3 separate regions of the Homo sapiens genome follow, and all the other regions are linked to region 1. Evidence: chromatin loops called from intact Hi-C (ENCODE). Cell type or tissue: dorsolateral prefrontal cortex. All regions are shown on one strand.

Region 1 (8,000 bases):
CATGATTATGTTGGAACCCAGTGCACACTCCACCTGTTAATATCGATCTTTCAGGACCACTCCATGGCATTGTCTGTCAGTGATAGCTGCCTGGTCTTTAATGCAAGAGCCTTAGAGAACCAAAGGTTTTATTACATTAGTATGTTTTTGACCAATTCTACCTTATCTACCTATTCATCTTAGCTTTAAAACCCAATTAAAATCTAATTTATCTGATCTCTGAATTCTGAGTACTATTTGGCAATGAATCAAACAGCCTTGTAGTAACTACATTACTACACATTGTGCCCTAAAGTGTTCTAGATAATACTTTTAAAAAAAATTGGCAAGTGCCATTTAAAGCCATGGCTATCTCTTTGGAGCCACCTCCATCTCATTTGAAGAACAAATGCTTTGTCTTTATGCAAAAAGTGCATACTCTGATTTTATGCCTGTGATTTTAGTCATAATTTAAGTGCATAATGCGAACAGATCGCTCGCTGTTCTTACAATTCGGTTCACTCTCTAAAAATGTTGGATAATAATATTTTCTGACAGCTACAAATCCCTCCAACACACATAAGCACACACACACATACAGGAAAGTGTCTTAAAATCTTCCAAATTGTGAATCTACTCATATGTATAAATGTTACACTGAGAAATATCTTTAATTAGACTGTCAATCCAAATACATCTTCATCACTGTTTCTGATACTCCATTTTCTGAAACTGTGAAAAAATCATATAATGAGGATCCAAATTCTGTTCTACAAATCAAGCTCTACAATGTATATGTTTATTCATATTATTACATATCTATAAAAACAAAGGGCTCATTTGCTTTACACAATGAAATAGGCGACAGTGAGCTGGTTCTCCCCTCCTCCCTTACTTCTCAGCTCCTCCTTGGTTGGGAGATGGGAGCAGATTTGAGGGCACTGCCATTTTTGAGGGAAAACCACTGTTCTAGGCTTTTTTCCATGTGTTTTCTAATTTAACAGTTAAAATAGCCATGGGAAGTTGGTGTCATACCAATCAAATCTGAGTAACATAGAGTTTAAAAAACATGTCTGCCTCAACACATCATGATTAATCCCACCCTCTAAAAGGTCAATAGAATGAATCTCGAAAGGCATGTGGAATGTCTACAAGAGTAAAAACAAAAACTTTCTTCATCAGTGTTTCTCAAAGACTATTTTAAATAGAACCAGGATGGGACATTAAGCACCACAGAATTACTTAGAAAGAAATGTAGTCCTCTTTTAATTGTCTTTTCAGTCTTCTGATTAGCTTTAGAATACAGTCTTCATTTCTTTTACTTTAAGCCTCTCCAGCCTGTTCTAATCTTCCTTTTTAATAGAGGGAACAGGGCCCTTGGCCGGCTTCAGTATCTTCTTAATATTTAATTTCATTTTCATGTCATTGTATTTTTTTCTGTGGTTATCTTCTAATTATGACAAATGATACTAATGTTCCTTTGAAGGCATAGTAATATACCATTAGCCTTGTAAATACAGATGATTTGAAAAGTGAGAAAATTTAGAGAAATATGAAATAATGAGGGGTATGTGCAGATATGTCAAGAAATCATGAGTGAAGACATAGCCTGAAGATTGCAGACACTACATGCAGAATGCTAAGTGAAACGATGGATTGTCTTCCACGTCACGTAGACTGGCCCCATCTTATGAGCAGGTTGTTTTCTCAAATTTCATTTCTAAATTTGTTGTTTGTAACACTGATAGTAGTTTCCTTTATAAAAGTGCTATATGTGGCTGTTAGTTCTTCCAGCCAGGCCAGAAAACCCTAACTTAGAATGTAAGTCAACTGGCTTACATTTGAAACAAAAATTGATGTTTAAAGCAAAGCACTACCAAATACTATTATGATGTTGACAATTAAGTAGAAATGACAAGAAATTGAATAAGAAACCTCTATGTAATTTTTATGAATATTTGTTTTCCATTGGGAAGAATATTTAATAAGAAGGGAGGAAGAGGTCATAAAAAGACATCTGGAGGTCAATGGCATTATTTTCTATGTGTAATTTCATCACAAAACAATGGAAACTACCTTCACATCAATACTTAGCAAACAGGATAAGAAAAGTGGCTCTTTCGCGGCTTACTTAGGTCATGTAACATGACAGAAAACGAAAGAAAGGTGAGTGTGGGGAGGAGATAAGAGAAAAATCTAAGAGACTTCAAGCTTCAAGACTCTTCATCTGCACAGGCCTCCTCTAAATCCTGGTATCTAATGTTTATTCATGATTTTGTATTATTTTTAACTAGAGTCTCCCAAGTGTATAAATTTTAGACCTCTACCCCTGGAAAGACTGTGAAACTTCTCTAATATAATGAGGCAAGATGGATTAAGGTGAGGAACGATGGCTTAAGGTAAGGAAAATGGTTATGCCAGTATCCAAAAGAAAGAAGCTTCCTTAGACAACTTTAATTAAGCCTGTCTACAACTGAGGTGGGTTGAAAGATGCTAGGAAAAAAAAAAAAGGACGCTTGGAGTTTCCAGAAACAGCCACTAGATGGTGGCACTCGAAGGGCCAGAGGATGCCGGTTGCAGGCAAGAGCCAAGAGGAGGAAAAGGGGGTCGGGTTGTCTGTAACTCTGTTCCCACAGGGCACATTCAGGAAGTAGAGGCATAAATAAGGGATTTTCACCATTCCTCCTTTCACAGGTATGACAATTAAATAATACCGTAAACTGTAGATAAACTTTGTACCTTTATAAGGCATTCAAAAGCATTCACCACTGAAAATTCTCTGGGTGACTACAGAGAAAAAAAAAAAATCCCAGCATGAGAAAAAAAATAAAAAAAAACAAACTCAGAAATACTGAGGAAACGAGTACTGCCTCAGAAAGAAAAAAAAAATAGAATCAAACGAATATGGTTTTCTTCACATTTAGAATACACTAAATAGAGCACATTGTTCTTTTAAGCCTCTTTGACTCTGATGTCTTATTAGAAATCCTGTACCAAATAAGCATAAGCCTTTCATTTTAGTTATTATTAAATCTCTCTTCATTGCCATTCTATAACATCAGCATGCAGATTGCTCAATTACACGGGAAACGGTTGCAGCATGCAAGTCTGCCCTCTTCTGGTCATGTCCTTTGACAGTCCAAAGAACTGTGACTTGCATTTAATTTTGATTTCAACAACTGGGTAAATAAACCTAAAAAGGGAAAAAAATGCCACTCAAAAAGGAAATCTCTGCAAGGAAAAATAACACAAGGTGTATTATTTATTACTGCCAGGCCTCTGTCAACATTCTTTCGAAAATAATCAGCAAACCCCAAAACGTTTTAGAGGGACAATTTGTAAAAGGTAGTCATTTCTCCACCCCAGTTAGATTTATGCATTCATCTCATGTATAGTCTTCGTATAACTACAATGTGACACCAATTCTTCTATTTCAAAGATATTTGAAATGTAGAATTTCACTAGAGCATTGAACAAGGTGAGCCAGACTGGGCTGATCATGAGATCAACTAAATCCAGGGCACTAAAAATAAATGATAGCCTCTCTTTGTGAGGCTGCAGTGTAACAGGAGAGTGTGGGGTCAAAAATAGGGCAAAATGTTAACAGGCAAATCTGAGTAAAGCATATATCGTTCTTTGTACTTTTCTGCAACTTTTTGTAAATTTAAAATTATTTCCAAATAAAAAGTTAAAAAAAAAAAAAGAGAGAGAGAGAAAGAAGAAATACGGGCTCTGGGCAGACCAGTCTAAATTGTGGTTTTGCCTCCATGTGACTTTGGACAAGGCATTTAATTTTTTGGAGGCTCTGCCCCCTCATCTATAAAACAAAGACAATAGTGTTCTTCCCTAGTATGGCTGTCAGCAGAATCAAAAGAAGTAATAAGTGCAAAGCACCTAACACCACGGCTGGCAGAGAATAGCCTGTCAGTAATGTAGTCATTATTTTCATTGTTGTTATTATTCATTAGGGAGGAAGATGGGTGTCCGTCAAGGAGATAATGCTAACTCTGCTCCCCCTCTCTGGCAAACATCAAAAAAATATACCAACTTTAACTGTATAACTTGTTAAGGATCTATGCAACTGCAATCTCATCCAAATAACTATTGAGCCCTATTTATACATCCATTCTAAAATTCCTCTTAGCAAACTCATTCAAACTTCTACTTATCTTTGAAAGTAAAACCTTGGTGCATTTATTCTAAATCTATCTCTTTTCAGTAATGCTACCTACATTTGTAACATAAAATAGGATTTAAGCCATTGGGCTAGGTTCTTTCATTACACCAAAGGGTCCCATGTCTTTTTTGGGGGGAAATGAGGAAGAGCTCACCTTGTTCCCCTCTGTATATCACATCTGGTAGTGTCTAATCCTGAGCTGCAGAGCAAGGACACAGCTTTCATCACAGAAGAGGCAACCAGTCCCTTAAGCCACATACCCTCCCTACTTGGGATGCTCAAAGACTTCTGGGCTGGGACTTGCCTTTGGAATGATGTAAGGACAATGGGCTTAGAATACAAGGAAAGCTGAGTGTAAACTCAAGTCCCACCTGTAGTAGCTCTTCTGACCCCAATCATATTGACTTATTTGAGCCTCAATTTATTTATCTGTGAAATGGGAACAACCACTCAACAATTTTGTAGAGTTGCACAGTTAAAGATAACACATGATTTTAAAAGTAGGCAAATTATTATTGCTATTAGTGTTTGGCTGTTGCTGATATTATTAGATTGGTGCAAAAGTAATTGCTGTTTTTACAGTTACTTTTGCACCAGCCTAATATAGTTAAGTTCTGTAATCAGGCCAAATTGATTTTCATCTTCTTAATTCAAACACAAAGTCAGAGAAAATAGAATTTCTTTTTAAAATGTATTTGGATGATAGGCAAAATTAAAATAGTTCAAGAATGTTTTTCAGACCATATAGGCATATAATTTTAAAGCTCAACCTTAGAAATTATGTATCTCTGCTTTCTCATTTTATACATAAATAAAATATTCAAAGTTTATAGTTACAGCTTAGTGCCGACCTGAACCTAAAACATAGACCTCTTCTGTTTTCATTTTGGAATGGTTTCTATTACCTCATGGAACTTCCTTAAATTTTATATTTATTACTGATCTTTAAATGCTCCATATGCAATGTTATCTGGAGATGTGATCAAGCTGTCACAACTATTCAAAAAATGTTAAAAAACTAAAACCACACAAAGCATTAATGCAGGTAAATGAAGCACAGAAACATTTTAAGTGTGCTTAAAAGCATACAGGTGGTTAGACCATGTAAAGAATAGTAATTCCAGGGCTGGGTGCGATGGCTCATGCCTGTAATCCCAGCACTTTGGGAGGCCGAGGCAGGTGGATCACCTGAGGTCAGGAGTTCGAGACCAGCCTGGCCAACATGGTGAAACCCCGTCTCTACTAAAAATACAAAAATTAGTCAGGTGTGGTGGCAGGTGCCTGTAATCCTGGCTACTAGGGAGGCTGAGGCAGGAGAATGGCATGAACCCGGGACGCAGAGGTTGCAGTGAGCCGAGATCTTGCCATTGTACTCCAGCCTGGGCGACAGAGGAAGACTCCATCTCAAAAAAAAAAAAAAGAGAATACCAGAAGCCCAAAGATCTAGATTTGAATTTCAGCCTCTTTGTTTCACTAGGTCTAGTAGCTTAACTCTGTGAGATTCAATTTTCTCATTTAAAAAATGAAGATACAAATCCTAGCCGAACAGTGTTGTTAGAAAGGTTCAATATGATAGCCCGTAACATGGTGGGTACACAATAAATATCCAATAAATATAAGCTTCCTCTGCCCGCCCCTTTTTTATATTAAACCCATGAATCTATGACCTAAGAGAAAATGTCTACCCAATTTACACAGAGGTTGCTCAATAAATACCATTGTGATTATGGTGGTAGTGGTGATGTTAACACAGAAAACAAAAACCCTATAAAGCATGAAATGATAACTATAATTGTCCAAGATATCCACAAACAAAAATCTCCACTTAGAGCTAATCAAATATATATGCTAGAAATATTGACAACAGAGAGCTGACCTAAAATGACGTACGTACAGACAAAATAAATTAATGACTGGTGAAACACACACTTCAAAGATCACAGGGATCAACAGGATCAATGCACACTATTACAGTAGACACATTCAAAGTTCTTTTTCTGGGTATCAACAGGTGCCTGTCATGACCACGGCATGAAATACAAAGTGTGGTGGTAAAAATGCAAGGAAGAAGATGGGGTGGTTTGTCAAGTTTGTAACTCAATGTATGTGATGAAAAGTTTGAGGATCTAGTTTTTCAATATTCAATTAAAAATAGGCCTTGTTAAAATGTACAAAGTCTTGAGTACTCATAAACTAGCAGTTACATAAAATGTAAATCATACTTTATTTACACTTAATATTGGGAATTATTTTCATATTGTAAATTGAGTAGTTCATGGTGTACACACAGCAAGCTTACTTCAATAACTGGCTCACTTACATCATAAATTCAAGCTGAAACAGTATTTTCATTGATCTAGCATTAAGAAAACACCAAAAAAAGAAAAAAAAAAAAAGAATCTCACACACAAGTATCTCAGCATAGGTGGCTGAGAGGTGGCCGGAGTTAAAAGACAAAACCTTAAAGGTTTTAAACTATGATTTCACATACTCTCAAATCCCAAGTTCACTGGTTCCCTCTTCTCCATCACACAGTTAGCTTTCTCCCCTGCTCCTCTTTCCCTTTTATCTGTTTCTTCTCTTTCCTCTCATCATTCTTCTTTTCCATCCTGTATAACTATAATAAAGCATTGTTTTTTCAGAGAAAGGGAGGGCTCTGGAGGTAGAGTGTGGGGAGGAAGGGCAGGTCCCCATAGCCTTTAGGGCTCAGGTTCTGCAGTCTGGGTGTACAACAGTAAGAGTTGCTCCACTCAGCCCCAGGTGGGTGAGGCTCGTCCCCACAGAAATCCATTGGATCAGAATGTACCTCGGTCCTGAGCTTTGTAAGCCAACCTCATCAAAGAATCTGAAGGTGTGAGAGAGGCTCAATGGGCAGTTGCTGACCGCATGCATTTTAAACAGTACCTTCCATACGCAACTGTTTTTGTCTAAAAAGCTAGTGCTGGGGATTTGGGGCAGTAAGACTGGGTAAGGAGAGAGAGATTCTGAGAGTAGGTGACCTCTCCAGGATCCACAAATCCCTGGATTCCCATGTTTGGATTAGGAGCCTTGTATAGCATTAAGCTGAACTTGCTTGCCTGTATTGCCTTTGCAAACATCTGCTTGTATTTTTGTGGTTGTCTGCCTCTCTCCCCTTTTAGGGTACTACCAACTGAAAGGTGAAACGAGGCTTCCCAGACTATCTGGGATGAAAAGTAGTTAAAAAAACAAACTTCCAGTCCATTGAGAACTGATCAACCTTTGTAAAATTCTGTGCCATTGTTGAGGAAATGCAAAATTACTACAAAAGTTTCTAAATGCTGACAATTATTGTACATATCTTGTTGAAGACTAGTAACAAATAGCTTACAGACTAGTGCTAGTCCTCACATCACACTTTGAGGACCATGGGTACAAATCAATTAAGAAATGCATTCTCCTCCATGACCTCACTTATATGTGGAATCTAAAAAAGTCACAGAAGCATAGAATAGAATGGTGGTTAATAAGGGCTGGGATAATGGGGTAAAGGGGAGTGGGTATAGGGGAGAAAAAGAAAAACAAAAGAAACCCATTCTTCATAATTAAATTTTGCATTTTAAAACATATCCGATATTCATAGATAAATATAATTAAAAAGACAAGATGAATTTAAATGATATAAAACTACAACTTATTGGTGAGTCAATAACATACAAGGTCTTTTAACCACTAGTTAACACATACACAGTGAACAGTTGCATTGTGCAGGATATTAATGCATATTGCAGAGTTTAATGGATTGAAATTCTGCATACTGAAGAGTTTAATGGATTAAAATTATCCCATGAAATTTCATAATTTAAAAATTGTCTAATCAAAATCA
Region 2 (8,000 bases), 140 kb before region 1:
TATCAAGCTTTTTAACTTTAGTCATGTTAGTGAGTCTCTAACTTTTGTTTGTTTGTTTGTTTTGAGACAGAGTCTCACTCTGTCGCTCAGACTGGAGTACAGTGGCGTGATCTTGGCTCACTGCAAGCTTCACCTCCTGGGTTCACACCATTCTCCTACCTCAGCCTCCCAAGTAGCTGGGACTACAGGTGCCCACCACCACGCTAATTTTTTTTTTTGTATTTTTTAGTAGAGACGGGGTTTCACTGTGTTAGCCAGAATGGTCTCAATCTCCTGGTGGGTCTCTAACTTTTTAAAGCATCTCCTATTTATCTTTTAGCAACTCTGTTTTCTTGTTGTGAGTTCTAGAACATAGAGGGGCTATATATTTGCATTAGGGAGAGAATGTCTACTTGGTTATAAGGCTTATAAAATTATTTAGCAAGATGCAGTATGAACAGGACCCAAGTCAGAAGTAATGAGTGAGAGGGGCAAAGTGATATGCAAGGGACAACTCCACAAAGAGCATGATTAAGGAAAAAAAAAAAGCCAAGTGCAGTGGCTCATGCCTGTAATCCCAGAAATTTGGGACGCCAAGGCAGGAGGATCGCTTGAGCCCAGGAATGCGAGACCAGCCTGGGCAACATAGTGAGATCTCTGTTTTACAAAATAAAGAAAGAAAAACTAGCCAGGCATGGTGGCACATATCTGTGGTCCCAGCTACTAGGGAGGCTGAGCAGGGAGGATCACTTGAGCCCAGGCAATCAAGACTACAGTGAACCGTGATTGCACCACTGTACTCCAGCCTTAGCAACAGAGTGAGATCCTATCTAAAAAAGAAAAAAAAAAAAGGAAAAAATGATGCAAAAAGTCTGTAGGTAAGTTGAGAAACCCAAAACCTATGCCATCTTAGAAGCCCACCTCCATTCCCTAGACCCGGCACAAGGCTAAACACCGAAGAGGCCTTCAATGAATACTTGTAGATTTCCTTTTTGAGAAGGTGGGGAGGACTTTGTGGCATTGAGGCTTTTTGAAAAGAGGGCTTGATAAGTTCTTATCAGGGAGCCAGATACAGTAAGAAAACAGCAAAAAAAGTTGTATTTATTTCTTATGGTTCCAAAGTAGGTCCTTAGCTGGCAGAAGGTAAAGTCCTTAAACTACCTAGCACTCCTTTCCTCATTGTCTCCAGCCATTCGGTACACATGCTTGTAACTAGTGATGAGTAAGCATTTCATAGTCAATGAAGTCTATTAGAGTGATGGCCTAAGACACAGGTGGTTTCAGCATATAATAAAAATAATTAATTTATAAATATTATTTTTATAATATTTATACATGTATAAATATTATTTTATAATATTTATACAAGTATAAATATTATTTTTATAATATTTATACAAGTATAAATATTATTTTTATAATATTTATACAAGTATAAATATTATTTTTATAATATTTATACATGTATAAATATTATTTTTATAATATTTATACATGTATAAATATTTATATTTATACATGTATAAATATTTATATTTATACATGTATAAATATTATTTTATAATATTTATACATGTATAAATATTATTTTTATAACAGTTATTTTTTGATGACTATGTGCTATGCATTTTCCTAAGCAAGTTATACACAGTGCATCATTTAACCCTTACACAGCCCTAGGAGGTAGACGCTATTATCACCTTATTTTGCAATGGAGGAAAATGAGACACTAAGAGAGAATTGAACTGCCAAGAGTGAAATGGCTAGTAAGTTGGAGAGCCCAGAGTAGAATTCAGGTACAGCTAACTCCTCTTGACCACTGTGTTCTGTGCTGAGATAGAGTGTATATCAAAAGCCACTTTGCCCTAACATCTTAGATGGTACAGGATGGATGGCTTAGGAATATGGGATACAGGTATCTTGATATGGATGATAGAAGAAAAAGCTGAAATATTTCAAGTTCCAATACCTATCTGATGACCTTCCCAGGACAGACAAAAGGCAGAATGAAGGGGCTTCCCATCACACAGGGATAGAAGTGCAAACACCAAAGGAGAAACAAGAACAACAACAAAAAGAAAAAAAACAGTAAGGGAAGGGATATGGACAGACCTAATAGAAACGAATCAAGGTCAAATGTTCATGTACACAGTAGTTTTAACGGACTTCCCTAATTGACAAATTGTCTGTATAATCTTTTAGAAGTAGCACAGATTTTGAAGTTTCAGATCTAAGTTCAAATAGGGTTCAGCCAGGATCTTGAGAAAGTCACTAAGATATTTGTAAGGCTTAGTAACCTAATCTAATCTGAACATTGGAGACATACAATTTGCAGTATTATTTGGGGTGATTCCACTGAATTATGTAGAGAAATGTGTTTTGTAAGTTGTCTGGCATAGACCATTTGAACCTCATCTTGTTCTCTTGCTCCTTATTTCCCCTTAGGTTTAAGCAGCGTCTAATACACAAATGGTCACTGAGGGGGAAGAGCTCTGAGAATCACCACTGCAACTGCATTGAGAGTACAGGACTCAGGTTGTTTGATCAGGTGTTGTTCCTGCAGCATATCTTGCCATGTATAAGCCCTCTATTTCACCCCACACACGCATACAGACACACAATGAAGAAAGTGGGAGTCACACTGTCATTCTGCCACCTTCTCTAGCTCATCTACTCTTCTTGCAAATGAACTTCAGATGTTAAACAGTGTTTTTACTTACATCTTTCAAAATGGGGAAATGCCATTCCTAATACAACTACTGCCTCTTTAAATGTTTTGTGTCACGGTGATTTGTTGCAGATGGGTAACATGTAGCCAGATGGGGGTCTGTTCTTTACCTCAAAACTAGGATTCTTCAGGGACCCAATATGATGGAGTGTGCTTTGCATAATGGGCTTATTTGATGAGCACAGTTGTTTTTTGACTAAAACCAATCTATAAGCTTAGGCCATACATCATGTTGCTAAATAAATAAATACTAAATAAATCAAGCCATAATTAAATATTTTAGAATTTGAATGAAATGTCTTTTTCCTAACATTATTTTCAAAAATCATTTGGTGATTCCCCAGCTAAACAGTTGCTTAGTAAAGCCAAGAATCCAAAACAGGTTTGGAAGCAAAAAGCCCCAGACTCCATCACTACATACCCGTAGGTCAATATTAGAAATACTGGACTATCTGTTAGAAAATATCAGAAATAGAGGATTAGTTAATCATGAGAGAAGCTCATGATGGAACAATATGCAGCCATTAAAAAAGAATGTTTCAGAAGAATCTGTAATGACATTGAAAAATGATTAAGATATTATTGCAAATGTTATAAAACAACATATGTGATATGACCCCAATCCTATAAGTGTGTGTGTGTGTGTGTGTGTGTGTGTGTGTGTGTGTGTGACAGAGAGAGAGAGAGGTTTGTTTTATGAACAAACCAGAGAGCGCCTGCACACTGGCACTTGGGTTCTGTGTTTCTTCACCATAGGCTGAGACCCATTAGCCCAAAAGCCTGCTGGCATCAATCTCAAATTTTTACACATCTAATTATCTTAAATATTGCCCAAATAAGCAGATTTTCAGTGAATTGGAGTTTGCTTGCTTTGCACACTTCACAAATCTGTGCCCAACACCTGTAGCCACAGATAACATAAGCTCTGGGTGTAAAGATCTCAAGCTGCTGCTACCCTTCTGAGCACTCAGACACAGAGATCCCCTGCTGTGCTGCCCAGTGACATCACCTAGATACACAATCTCTGATGATCTCTGCCCTTTTTCCTTTCTGAACTGGGACCTCTGCGCTTACCCTCAGGACAGACTTCCACAGCAAGGAACCTCTCTGCCTGCAAACCTGTCAAAGTGCCTAACACAGCCTGTGTGTACCACTGCCACCTTGTGGTCATATTTTTTTCTTTGATTAGTCCCCAAATCCTTTGAACTCCTTAAAATGCCACCCGGCATCTCCTTTCCCCATGAGATGTAGAGAAGACTGGCTGCAACCTTATGCCACAAACCCACATTTCTCCAAATATTTTCAGTGCTTACTATTTCATCTTTACTTTTGTAGAAAGCTTCTGGCTTCTACTCACGATAATTGCTTCACTTTGATTGATTCAAATATGAAAACCAGTTTTTTCCTTTAATTTCTGCACGAAAATAGACTCATACATCACATGTGTGATACTGACTTAACAGAAGGTTTGACTCTGAGTTGGGGGATGTTCTACTTGCAACAATGTAAACAATAATATCAAATGGAACATCCCTCGTTTTCCCCTCGTTTTCCTGCTTGGAAGTCTTTCTCTGTTACCTACCATCACAGGTTTCTCAGTGGCCCTTGACCCTCCCTATTTTCTTACAGATTCTCTCTCTTCACCATCGCTGCTCTGCTCCACCTTCCCTTTTTGCATTGCCCACAATAATTCACTGATGACATGTGGTTTTAGTTGGAATAGGTGGGACAGGACCAGCACTGCACCTTGAATGGTATTGGAATAGTGGATGGGTGGAGGGCAAGCTCCCCAGAGCCCTGTCTTAGTGGCAGGGCTTTTCAACTTCCAAAAATGGAAATGAAGTTACTCTATGTATTTACAGTAAGCATGCAGTTTTTGAGAAATATGTGACAGGAGAAACAGAGACAAAATCTTAAACATTAAACAAATAGAAAATAAAAGTGATACGGAGCAGTGGGGTACCCCAGAAGGCCCTTTTCCAAGCTTAAGTGCTACAGAAATCAGGAGAGAGAGTTGAGCACCAAGAAACTGGCAGAACCAGAGCAGGGCTTGGAACTTTTGGCAGCGGACATACTGGGGGTGGGGGAGGGAAAAGAGGAGAAAAGGTAGGTGACATTTTAAAGCAGGAATATGATCTGTGCAAAGTACCAAATATGAGATGTCTTGTGGAATGCTGAGTAGCCCAAATTGGAAAACTGGAGGCGAGAAAAGTAGACTAAGAGGGGCAGATGGAGCTAGATTTGGGAGACATTGAGATATCAGGCTAAGAGTTGACACTATTTTTAAAGCCAGTGTTTCTCTAATTGAGAATTTGTGGAGCTCTCAGTGTCTATCTATAGACTCCAGCTTAAGAAGCATTGCATGACTCTGAAAAGGGTCAAAATCTGCCAATATGTAAGATCCCCTTGCCAAAGCATTTGGAACATTTTCTCCTCTTAATCTGAGTCTTAGTGCCTCCCTCTTGTTCTCTTCCAATAACTCTGCAGGAGATAAACTTTACTATTTTCATTTGCAAGTTTTCCCCAAATCCGAGAATTCCTCTGTTATGTCTGCAGCAGACATTACATGTGGTACCACCTTTGCCACCAAATGTGCCACCACTTCAACAACCATTCTCCAACCCCTGCCGATGAGCTCATCTGTTACCAAGTACTCTGTACAACGTTGAACAGCATTTTAGAAAAGACTCTGTCCTCCCTCAGTCCTCTCTCCCCTCCGCCACACTAAGTGCAAGCTGGGAATCAGCTCAGATTTATTGGATGTAAGGGCCTGTAATGACTTATCAGTCTGGGTGAGAGAAGTCTATTACCCTCCAACCACACATCAAGTGGTTTTCATCTCAGGTCCACACACCACCTCACGGGGCCCACAGCAGGAGTAGAACAGTAAATTCACTCCAGGGTTAAATAAAACTTTGTAGTGGGCAACAATGACAGACAAGGTCTTGATTAAACATGTGAGATGGCAATTTCTGAATGGGTAACCAAATCTACATTTCAAAGTAAAAACTTAGAGAAGCTTTCAAAGGAAGACATTCAACAGAGCGGGATGCTACAATTGACGGCACGGAATAGGGAGGAGGTATATTTCAGCAAAACTTTGTTACTATCTCTCCTTTCTTTCTTGTTACAATTCTTCCATTTAATGAGTTTGTCCTCTAATTTTTCAAAAACTTTTTTTCTTTCTATGATATAATAACAACTAGAATACAGCACCAATGAGGAAAATATTGAAGTGCAGTAGAGCAAGGCTTAGGCTTTGGAATGAAGTGATGTGAAACTTTTTGTAATAGGCTGAATAATGGCCCTCAAATCTATCAGTTCTTAATCCCTGGAGCCTGTAAGTGTTACCTGATTTTTAAAAAGAGTCTGTGCAGACACAAGTAAGTTAAGGATCTTGAGATAGGAAGATTATTCTGCATTATTTGGTAGGGCCCTAAATATAAACACATGTATCTTTATAAGAGGAGAGCAGAGAAACAGTTGACACAAAGAGACCACAGCGAAGGCAATGTGACCATGGGCAGAGACTGGAGTTATATGGCCAAGGAATGTAGGTAGCCACCAGCAGCTGGAAGAAGAAAGGAGATGAGATTCCCCCCTAGAGCCTTCAGGGGGAGTATGAGTCTGCTCACACCTTGATTTTGGCCCAATGGAACTGATTTCAGACTTTTTTTTTTTTTTGAGACAGGGTCTCACTCTGTTTGCCGAGGCTGCAGTGCAGTGGTGTGATCATGGCTCACTGCAGCCTCGACCTCCCAGGCTCAAGCGATCCTCCCTCCTGAGCCTCCCAAGTAGTTTGGACTACAAGTACACACCACCACACCCAGCTAATTTTGTTTTATTTTTTATTTTTTTGTAGAGACAAAGTCTCACTGTGTTTCTCAGGCTGGTGTTAAACTCCTGGGCTCAAGACATCCTCCCGCCTCAGCTCCCAAAGTGCTGGGATTACAGGTGTGAGGCCCAATTTGAACTTCTGGATGCTAAAACTGTGAAAAAACAAATTTCTGTTGCTTTATGCAACCAAGTTTGTGATAATGTGTTACAGCAGCCACAGGAAACTAATACACTTCTCACTCACAATCCCCTCATATAGAACATTTTTGGAAACCATCCAGGTAGTATTTCTTCCTGGGCATCATCCCGCTTATTGTAAATTAGACTCAAATGCAAAACTACCTTTTCAGGAAAACTGGAGCACCCATCTCTGCTTTATTGCAAAGTTAGTTAGATCAAATTAGAATCATCTCACCCACTACTCTAAAGGGTTAAATGTGCCTATGAGTGAATAGACTGAGAAGGGAGTTACAGTGTTGGCTGGGCTGATTGATCCAGACTAACCAGGGCAAATTGTAGCACTCATCCACAGTCAGGGTAAGAAAGAATATGTCTGGAATATAGAAGATCTCTTAGTTTAGTATTACCATGCCCTGTGATTAAAGTGAATTGAAGACTACAACACATTCCAGACAGAAGTACGAATAGCCCAGACCCTTCAGGCATAAAGATTTGGGTCAACCTACCACATAAAAATGCATGACAGGTTAAGGTGCTTGCTGAAGGCAAAGGGAACAGAATGCATAGTAGAAGAAGGTAGCTATAAATACCAGCCATGGCCATTTACAGAAAGGAGGACTGTCACTGACATGAGTATTTCTTTCTTATTAGTTATGAATTTATACACACACACACACACGTACATATATTAAGCAAATCTCTTCAATTTATTTCCTCTCTTATTCCCTTATCACATAATATGTTTTGACTTTATATAAATATTTAAGCATTGTTAATTTCACATCATAATATTGAAGTTATGGTGTATCAAGAGAAAAGATCAGACAAAGATTTCACCTTCTTTTTTGGGGAAGGAATTAGTACATTTTCAATCGTATGGCGGATGGTTGTATCATGTTAGATGGAATTATAAATTTCTATTATTTTTATTTAGAGATAAAGTATGATTTAAAAAGAAGTGTTTGTGAGTACCATGCTGACAAGCGGTAGATTTGTGATGGTTAATTTTATATGGCAACTTAACTGAGTTAAGGGATGCCTAGGTAGCTGGCAAAATGTTATTCCTACTTGTCTCTGTGACGGTGTTCCGGAATAGATTAGCATTTGAATCGGTAGTCTGAGTAAAGAAGAACTACCTTTACCAGTGTGCACAAGCATTAGGGCAGCTTCCAATATGCTGAGGGTCCATACAGAACATAAAGGTGGAAAAAGGGTGAATTCTCTCTCTCTTCTCAAGCTGGGACATCTATCTTCTCTGCCCTTGGACATTGGAGCT
Region 3 (8,000 bases), 51 kb before region 1:
CCTCCTGGGCTCAATGATCTTCCTGCCTCAGCCTCCCAAGTAACTGGGACTACACAGGTGCATGCCATCATGTCCAGATAATTTTTTTGTTTGTTTGTTTGTTTTTGTATAGACGGGATTTTCACCATGTTGCTCAGGCTGGTTTTGAACTTCTAGGCTCAAGTGATCCACCCACTACAGCCTGCCAAAGTGCTGGGATTACAGGCGTGAGCCACTGCGCCCAGCCTAATACTCCAATTTGTAGTGGTTTCCATGGAAGAGGAAGAAGTGCTTCTATCTCAAAGCCGAGAGCAGGCTAAGAGACTTAGAAACATGCATTGGGAATAGACCCAACATTTTTGTTTCCTTTGAAATGTTTGTATTTTGGGTTATATTTGAATTATGAAACCGTTACTTGTTAAGGGTTTCTTGGAGGAATACTCCACCATCAGTGCATATTTTAATTCATAAGTATCACAAAAACCTCTAGCATCCTGTCTTCTTTTGCCTAAAGGACTATGCAATTCTCGAGGTTTCCGTTTTATCCAACATACTGGAAAAATGTCAATCCATCAGACATTAACCAAACAATGATCCACAGTTAGAGGCTAAAGTATTCCTGTAATTAAATCCTGAACAAAAGCTATACAGTAAAAGAACTTTTATCATTCAACACAATACAAATTACAGTAGACTTTTTCTAAAATGTATACTTAGGGTTTTATTTTCTCATCTTCATTCATGAGCCTCAGATATGCAACATTTGATCGAAAGAAACCTTCTTGTACATATCACTTTATCCTGGGCTCATGAACTGATTTTTCATTCCTTAGAGTTGCAGAGATAAGCAGGCCAATTACATATAGCTTCTAACAAATCCACTAAATGCATGAACCTTAGAATTCCAACTCTGGCAACTGTGGGAAGTTACTTTCTTCAATGAGCCTTAGTTTCTTTGGTTGTAAAATAAGCTCTTGCAAGTATCCAGAATTCTCACAGAATTACTTGAGGTTAAATAAAAATATAGATGTGGAGTTCTTAGCACAGTGCCTAGCATTTAGTGTGGCTCCTCACATAGAAGCTAATACACACACACACACACACACACACACACACACACATACACATACACTTCATATAGAAGAGCAACACAAAGAACACTAACTCTACCATTTCTTTTTTCTGATGTGGCCATTTTAACATGCCCTCTTGGTCAGTGGGTTTGAGGACAAGTGCTAAATATTCAAATAGACACATCATAGAGGCACCTGGCCTCCACGATGATAGTGCTGATGGTGGCGATAGTCTAAGCTCTTACCTGTGCCCTATGACAGAAGTACCAAGAGTAATCCTATCTTAAAAATGAGGAAACTGCGTAGCTGGTATATGGAGCAGCCAGGATTGCAACCTACATGATTTGATGCCATATTCTGTACACTTAACCTCCACAAAATGAAATTCCCATTGTGTCCTGTCCATAACCCAATTCTTGGGGGTAATACAGGCAGAAGCTACTAAACAAAACCAGGGAAGTCTGCCATTCAGTCAACTCTCAAGAATCATGAACTAATGGACTCCATTTAGAAAGTCTGTCCCAACTTCCCTTAAACCACACAGATTTATTGAGACCTGAACAGGGTAACTGTAGGCTCTATCTAACAGACCGTGATATATTTTAGGCAGGCAGAAATTATTTGTTTAATCTGAATATGAACTAACATTGAAAACAACGTAAGAATTACTGGTGTCACTGTATTCTGGGCATTTTCCACTTAACAGTACTTATCTCAAAGTGCTTTTAAGTGGGTGCATATAGCTTTTAGCCATTTAGACATGGTTGTGGTAGATGTATTATTTTTTACAATGTCAGAGAGAATGCTTCATAAAACAAGTGCCACATAACAACTCTACAGTCATGAATAGGGAGAAGGACATATAAAGTTTATTCATTTCTATCATTTATTGTCTTAAATTGAGGAAATTAGTGAAATTCTACATGCCTGCAACTTATACCTTCCATTTACTAAAGTCCCAGTATGTGTCAAAGTAGTTTTCATTCCTCACAGCCATGTTATGAGCTAAATATCACTAACTTTCCCTTTCAAAGGTGAAATAAACTGAGACTCTCGAAGATTAACTTGCCCAAGGTCACCTAGCTCGTTAGGAGGCACAGGTGGGACTTGAACCCAGTTCTTTCTGAATTCAAAACCTCCAAAATGTCTGTCACATCAAGCTGCTTCAATGAGATGCTAGAAAATCAGGACAGTGAGCAAGCTGGAGATAAAGGAAGATATGGAGGAACACGGGAAGTGTGATCCTCACACACAGACCCTGCAGATTTCAGAGCATTTTACTCCATGATAAAGGCTCACCCTGACAAAAAAGATGGAGGACACAGGCTGACGCCCTGGCTGGGGTGAGGGGCCAGTGCTGGGCTTGACCTTCCTGGAGAATTGTGGACTTGAATTTTGGAAGAGAGACAGCTTCCAGTGGGGAAAAAAAGTGGTTCCACAAGACACCAAACACCACACAGCACTCTGGGCCCGGGGCTGCCAGTCAAGAAAAGCATCCACAGGCCCAATCAACCCCCAGACACTTCCACCTTGAGGCAGCAAGATCCAACTTTGTGTTTCCTTTTTATGTTCACTGATCTTTGTAAACTCAGGGCAGATCAAGATGTCTGTTACATTCTGGATTAAATTACTTCTTAAAGACAACATGTAAACAGAGGCCCTGGAAGTAGCTTCTTTGAGAAGCAGTTTGGGCTACTCTTCATGTTGGAACTCTGGGACTCCTACCCCATCTTATCCATCTAACCTCATCTTCCTAGAATCTCCATCTTCTTTATTTCCACTCAACCTTCCTCAACAATGTCATGGAGGAAAAGGTGAACGGAATAGTAGTGTATGCTTTTGGTGAGCAGAAATGTCATGAGGCCTAGGCAGGGAGAAGATGATGGCAGTGATTTTGGAAGTGTGTAAGTGGTAAGTTAGCCCCTCCACCTGCATAAAACTTCCTGCAGAAGCAACATTTAGGGTCACACGAGAGCAGAACAACGAAAAGTGCAGCATTATATAATGCTGCAGAATGGATCCTTTGTTGAGACTATTACAGCTTAGGGAATTCACTGATAAGACTATCAGTGGTCCCACCAACAGTTCTCCAGAGGACCAAAGAAAAAGCAATTGCTATGTCACACAGGGTGCCGTAGGTAGGGCCAAGAGTTTGCAGTAGGGATGGGCAAGTGATGGTTACAAAGTAAAGAGGAATATCCTCAAAGAACATCCTTGGGGATGTTCAGCAGCTACTGGGGAATGTCTGTTTTCAAAGGAAGAAGCAAAGGCAATCATTCCACTATTCAGCTCATTAAAGGCATCTTAGCAGCAATCATGTCCAAGCTGCTATTGGCATTTGCTGAAAACTTAAAGAGGTCTTGACAATTTTTACCAACATCTCCCGTGGTAAATTAAAGTTAGTTGTTAAAATTTTGGCAAAAGGATTTGTCCCTCATAGAGTCAAAATATGCCCTTCAAAGCAAACTCACCTATCCCATGTACTTCCAAGAATACATATTAAAACAGAGGCTGGCCTCTGGGGCAGGCACATTCGGAAAGCAAATGTCTATTCCTGTTGTTGCCTGGGGTGTGGGCAAGTGGTCCCCTAGAGGGAATAAGGACAGATATTTGCTTTATGATGGAGACCTGGGACTCAGGCATCTATTTGCACTTGCCCTGGTATGATATCTGGCAGTTGTTCCCACTTGCCTGGCTCCAGGTCTGCTACAAGACACCCAGGAGGTTGGATGCTGGCTGCTGGCACACTCTAGGCAGGCAAGGCCATGCTCAGACTTCCCTGCTGCTGGGCCTGCTGCTTGCAGCTTCTGTTTCTAGTGCTGTCTGTTTCCATTGACGTTAACATATACAGTAGATTAGTTTGCTTAATGAGCAACATTAATGCATCGATTAATGTGAAAATGTGACAACATTTGCTTTACCCCATCATGTCCTTTGTTTAGTTTATAGGCAGGATGGCCACCTTACTTATTGTCTGTCCATTAAACACCTACTTATTGAGCACGTACTGTGTGTTTAGGTCTAGACTGGACTCTGAGGAAAGCATGCAAAACACTCAGAGGCTGCCACTCTCACTGAAGAGGCAGTTTGCACACATAAGGAAAAGGCACCTAATGACTGTAGGGATGTACCCTGAGCAATGCTGAAAGGCTGTGACAGAATTCACCTACAGGGGAAGCTGGTGAGGCATCAGTGTAAAGGAAGGTGGTTCAGAGCCCCTGGGGTTGAGGCAGTGCCATCGAAAGAATTCTGAACAGTGAGTGTAAAGGCATGGAGTGTGCAGCACTGTATAGGAATAATGAGTTATCTACGGGGGGTCAGAGTGGAGGATGCAGTGGAGGAGTTGGCTACAGATCAGCCTGCAGGGCAGGCTGGAAGCATCTTGGGAAGTGCTGTGCTTTGGGTTTGAACCCAATCATGCAGGCTGGGGGTCAGTAAACATTTTCTGTTAAGAGCCAGAAGGTAAACATTTTTGGACAGTCTCTGCTTCTCAACCTCTCAGCTCTGCCTTTGTAGGCCAAGAGCAGCCATAGACAATATGTAAACAAATGGGCATGGCTGTGTTCCAATAAAACTTTATTGAGAAAAACAGGCAATTTGGCCTGTGGCTATTGTTTGCCAATCCTTACTATAGGTGATGGGAAACCTCCTAGGATTTTTAAGCAGGGGATTATGACCTGACACAGTGAGTATATTAGATAGGTCACAGTGCTGCTGATCAGAGGATATAGTGAAGGGAAAGGAGGTAGGAGGCAGAAGGATGGGTCAGGGAGCAATAATGGCAGGGCTGGGCATTTCTGATGCCTCTGTGAGTCTCACTCTGTGGTTCACTCCTCTGTACAGTGCCCCTCTGCCCTCAGCACACTGACTCATAGCCACACTTCACTTGGAAGTTCTACAAACTAAGGCATCATTCTCAACCCGGTTGCATTTCCTAAAGTACATTTTGGCAAAGATGTCTCTTAAATTAATTAAGTATAGATCAGCACAAAGGTAACTTGTAAATTTGACAGGATGTAGGAGATGAAAAGGATGCCTTGTAAAGAAAAATGTGGAAAATCAGGGTTTAAGGTAAAACAGAGACCAGCATGATAAATGAGCACAATCAGCCCTTTTATCTTTTAATATTGAAGTGAGAAGAAGGACTTGGATCAATGCCCCCATCAATAACTAACTCTTTTCTCTCTTCTCAGAACAACACTAACTTGCTCAATGTGGAGACAGTGGGGAAAAAAATCCTTTCTTAGGCATTTTTCTGAAGAGGGTTTCCAAACAGAGGCCCTGGTTGCCAGCACTACTTTTATGAACACATGAAAATTCCGTGGCAATTAACAAAATCCATCTGCATTAATGTGTTGAAGTTTCTGCAAACCCAGAATTAAATTGAACATGCCAATTCTAAATCAATTATTATGGGGAATTGTGTAGCAAGTCTTCATAATAGGACAAAGGTAATCTTCGGCACAGCTTGAGTAGAAACCGAGGTTTTGGAGTAATGAGGCTTTATGATAAATGAGGACCTGCTTTTATTTTTTTTAATCACTCCAGTATAGGTTGTCCCTATCTGAAAAAGAACTATGTTCCAAAGTTTTCAGTGCAATTTGGATTATATTTTCTCTCAGGAGCATGGTATAAACGTGAGTCAGTTCCCAGGCTAGCCCTTCAACATTCATTTAAACCCAAAGAGAAATGACATAAAAACAGTAAGAAGCAATGGCTTTGCAGTACTAGTAATTAAGCAAATCAAACACAATTTTAAGATTAGAAAATCTTTTATTTTCAAGTTTTCTTAAAAACAGAGAATTTAAGGAAATACAAGAGAGACACAGGATTCATTCCGAGGTTCTTATCAGTTACAGCACTCTCCTCCTACCTGTTCATTTGACACAAGACGCACTGGCCTCTATTCTTTGAAGACTCCAAGCTTGTTCTTAACTGGGCCTTAATGGTTTCTGTTGCATTAGTCTGCAACACATTTCCAAGTGAGTTTTAAATGTCTACATCCTTCTAATTACCAAGTTCTCTTAGAGAAGCACGCACCATGAGTATCTAAAGGAGACCCTCCCTATCCTAGTCAGCATCTGTACTGTCGCACTGGGTCAGTTTCTTCACAGTGTTTATAAAAATGTTTATTATTTATTTTTCTATGTATTTATTGTGTGTCTCCTCCATTTGGATATAAGTTTCACGCAAGCAGGGACTTTGTCTTCTTCATCCCACAAGTGTTGAATTTTATATGTATAAAAATGTATATAATGTTAAACTATAAAAATTTATTATTATATTAATATGGATATGTTGTATATTAATATAGGTATATGAATATATAAAACATATATGTATTAATATAGATGTGATATACAAAATATATATATATATACACATATATATATAAAACTGTTGACTGGACCTTGAGGGGTTATATAGTTGCTTTCCAGGGTTGTGTAATTTGGGGGCAGGATTTCTCTATTTTCTCCAATTTAATTCCAAAACCAGTGGCCATCAATTATTTGATAGAGAGACCCAGGCTGAGAACCATTCTTTTAAGTTCATTCACAGACATCAAAATAGCTTGGTTCCTCATAAATGAAATAATCTGTGGTCAAGAGAGAGAGAGTTATTCCTTTAATCCATCAGTCAAATTTGAAAGAGAGATAGAGGAAAGTGAGTTTTTAAAAAGTTTACATATGTATCAATAAGTAAAAACAGTATGATGTTGACTCAACTAATTGTATGTCTGTAAAAGCACAAAAATGGAGATCAATAGGTGAAAGCAAAATTTCCCAGAGAAAAAAACGCAAGCACTGAGGACGACAGACCAAAATACTGTCACAGGCCTCCAGGGGGTGCCACCGGCATAGCACATAGTTGTCATTTTACACTGAGTAGGAAAGGATATGCTAATAGGAAGCAAAGAGCAATTAACAGAAACATCAGAAACCTACCATGAAGACTGGGCAACATGGAGAGACCCCATTTCTACAAAATATATATATGTGTGTGTGTGCGTGCATGTGTGTGTGTGTGTGTGTGTGTGTGTGTAGTTAGGAGTCTGTAATAAGCAGATTCTGTTATATATATGTTATATATGTGTTATATATGTGTTATATGTTATATATGTTATATATGTTATATATGTTATATATATGTTATATAGGTTATATAGGTTATATATGTTTTATATGTGTGTTATATATGTTATATATGTTTTATATATGTTATATATGTTATATATATTATATATATGTTATGTGTGTGTGTACATATACATACATATATATATATATATATATATATATATATATATATATATATATATATAGTGGCACATGCCTGTGGTCTCAGGTACTCTGGAGGCTGAGGTGGGAGAATCTCTTGAGCCAGTGAGTTTGCGGCTGCAGTGAACTGTGATCATGCCACTGCACTCCAGCCTGGATAACAGAGCAAGACCCTGTCTCAAAATAAAAACAAAAACAAAAACAAAACACTACCATGAACCAAGAACTTGGCTGTTTTTATATATAATCCTTACAACAATCTTTTGAAGTTCATATTCTATTATCTTTATTTATCCTAATGAGGAAACTGAAACTCAAAGTCGTTTAATCAAGAAAGGCTAATTCTGGGTTACGGATCCAGGTTTAAATCAAAGTTTGCCAGGATTTATACTTTTTTTTCCTATTTCATTTCTCCAGAAAGGACATACATTAGTTAGGTATTTACACTTAAAAATCTGAACATAAAAAATTTACGAAATAAATAATGGGCAAGTTTGACTGGACATTTTCTTTTCTGAAAAAGTAAGCTTTTGCTCGATAAAATTGCTTTACATTATGATAATAACTGATTTTCCTAGGGTCCATAAGAATGACTTTAATTACAAAGCAAGTCTATTGTGTACTGTGGCCGTGTTTTCCAACTGTCTTCTGGAATACATGTTAGAGTTAG

Evidence for each region. Hi-C counts contacts between places; a loop is a spot of excess contacts. Peaks named below come from ENCODE experiments on the same cell type or tissue, not always from the same donor. Only the 100,000 strongest peaks of a DNase experiment are listed, where the experiment ranks them.
Region 2: it touches region 1 in a loop (3-fold over the local background); 7 of 110 quality-filtered maps call a loop at or near these places.
Region 3: it touches region 1 in a loop (5-fold over the local background); 15 of 110 quality-filtered maps call a loop at or near these places.

The regions. Positions count from the first base shown.
Region 1 is chr2:79,931,035-79,939,034 of GRCh38, reverse strand. All of the region lies in intron 7 of CTNNA2 (catenin alpha 2), which reads right to left. Among named protein-coding and RNA genes, the nearest start is that of MIR8080, 68 kb to the right of the region's middle. In dorsolateral prefrontal cortex, CTCF peaks have their summits at 2,512 (motif pointing right), 2,895 and 3,094 (motif pointing left); DNase peaks (open chromatin) are centred at 2,554 and 3,084; H3K4me3 peaks cover 1,208 bases; H3K27ac peaks cover 1,318 bases.
Region 2 is chr2:80,069,109-80,077,108 of GRCh38, reverse strand. The region is part of intron 7 of CTNNA2 (catenin alpha 2); the gene reads right to left. Among named protein-coding and RNA genes, the nearest start is that of MIR8080, 210 kb to the right of the region's middle. In dorsolateral prefrontal cortex, a CTCF peak has its summit at 3,874 (motif pointing left); a DNase peak (open chromatin) is centred at 3,858.
Region 3 is chr2:79,981,567-79,989,566 of GRCh38, reverse strand. All of the region lies in intron 7 of CTNNA2 (catenin alpha 2), which reads right to left. Among named protein-coding and RNA genes, the nearest start is that of MIR8080, 120 kb to the right of the region's middle. In dorsolateral prefrontal cortex, CTCF peaks have their summits at 6,675 and 6,883 (motif pointing right); a DNase peak (open chromatin) is centred at 6,906; H3K4me3 peaks cover 626 bases; H3K27ac peaks cover 713 bases.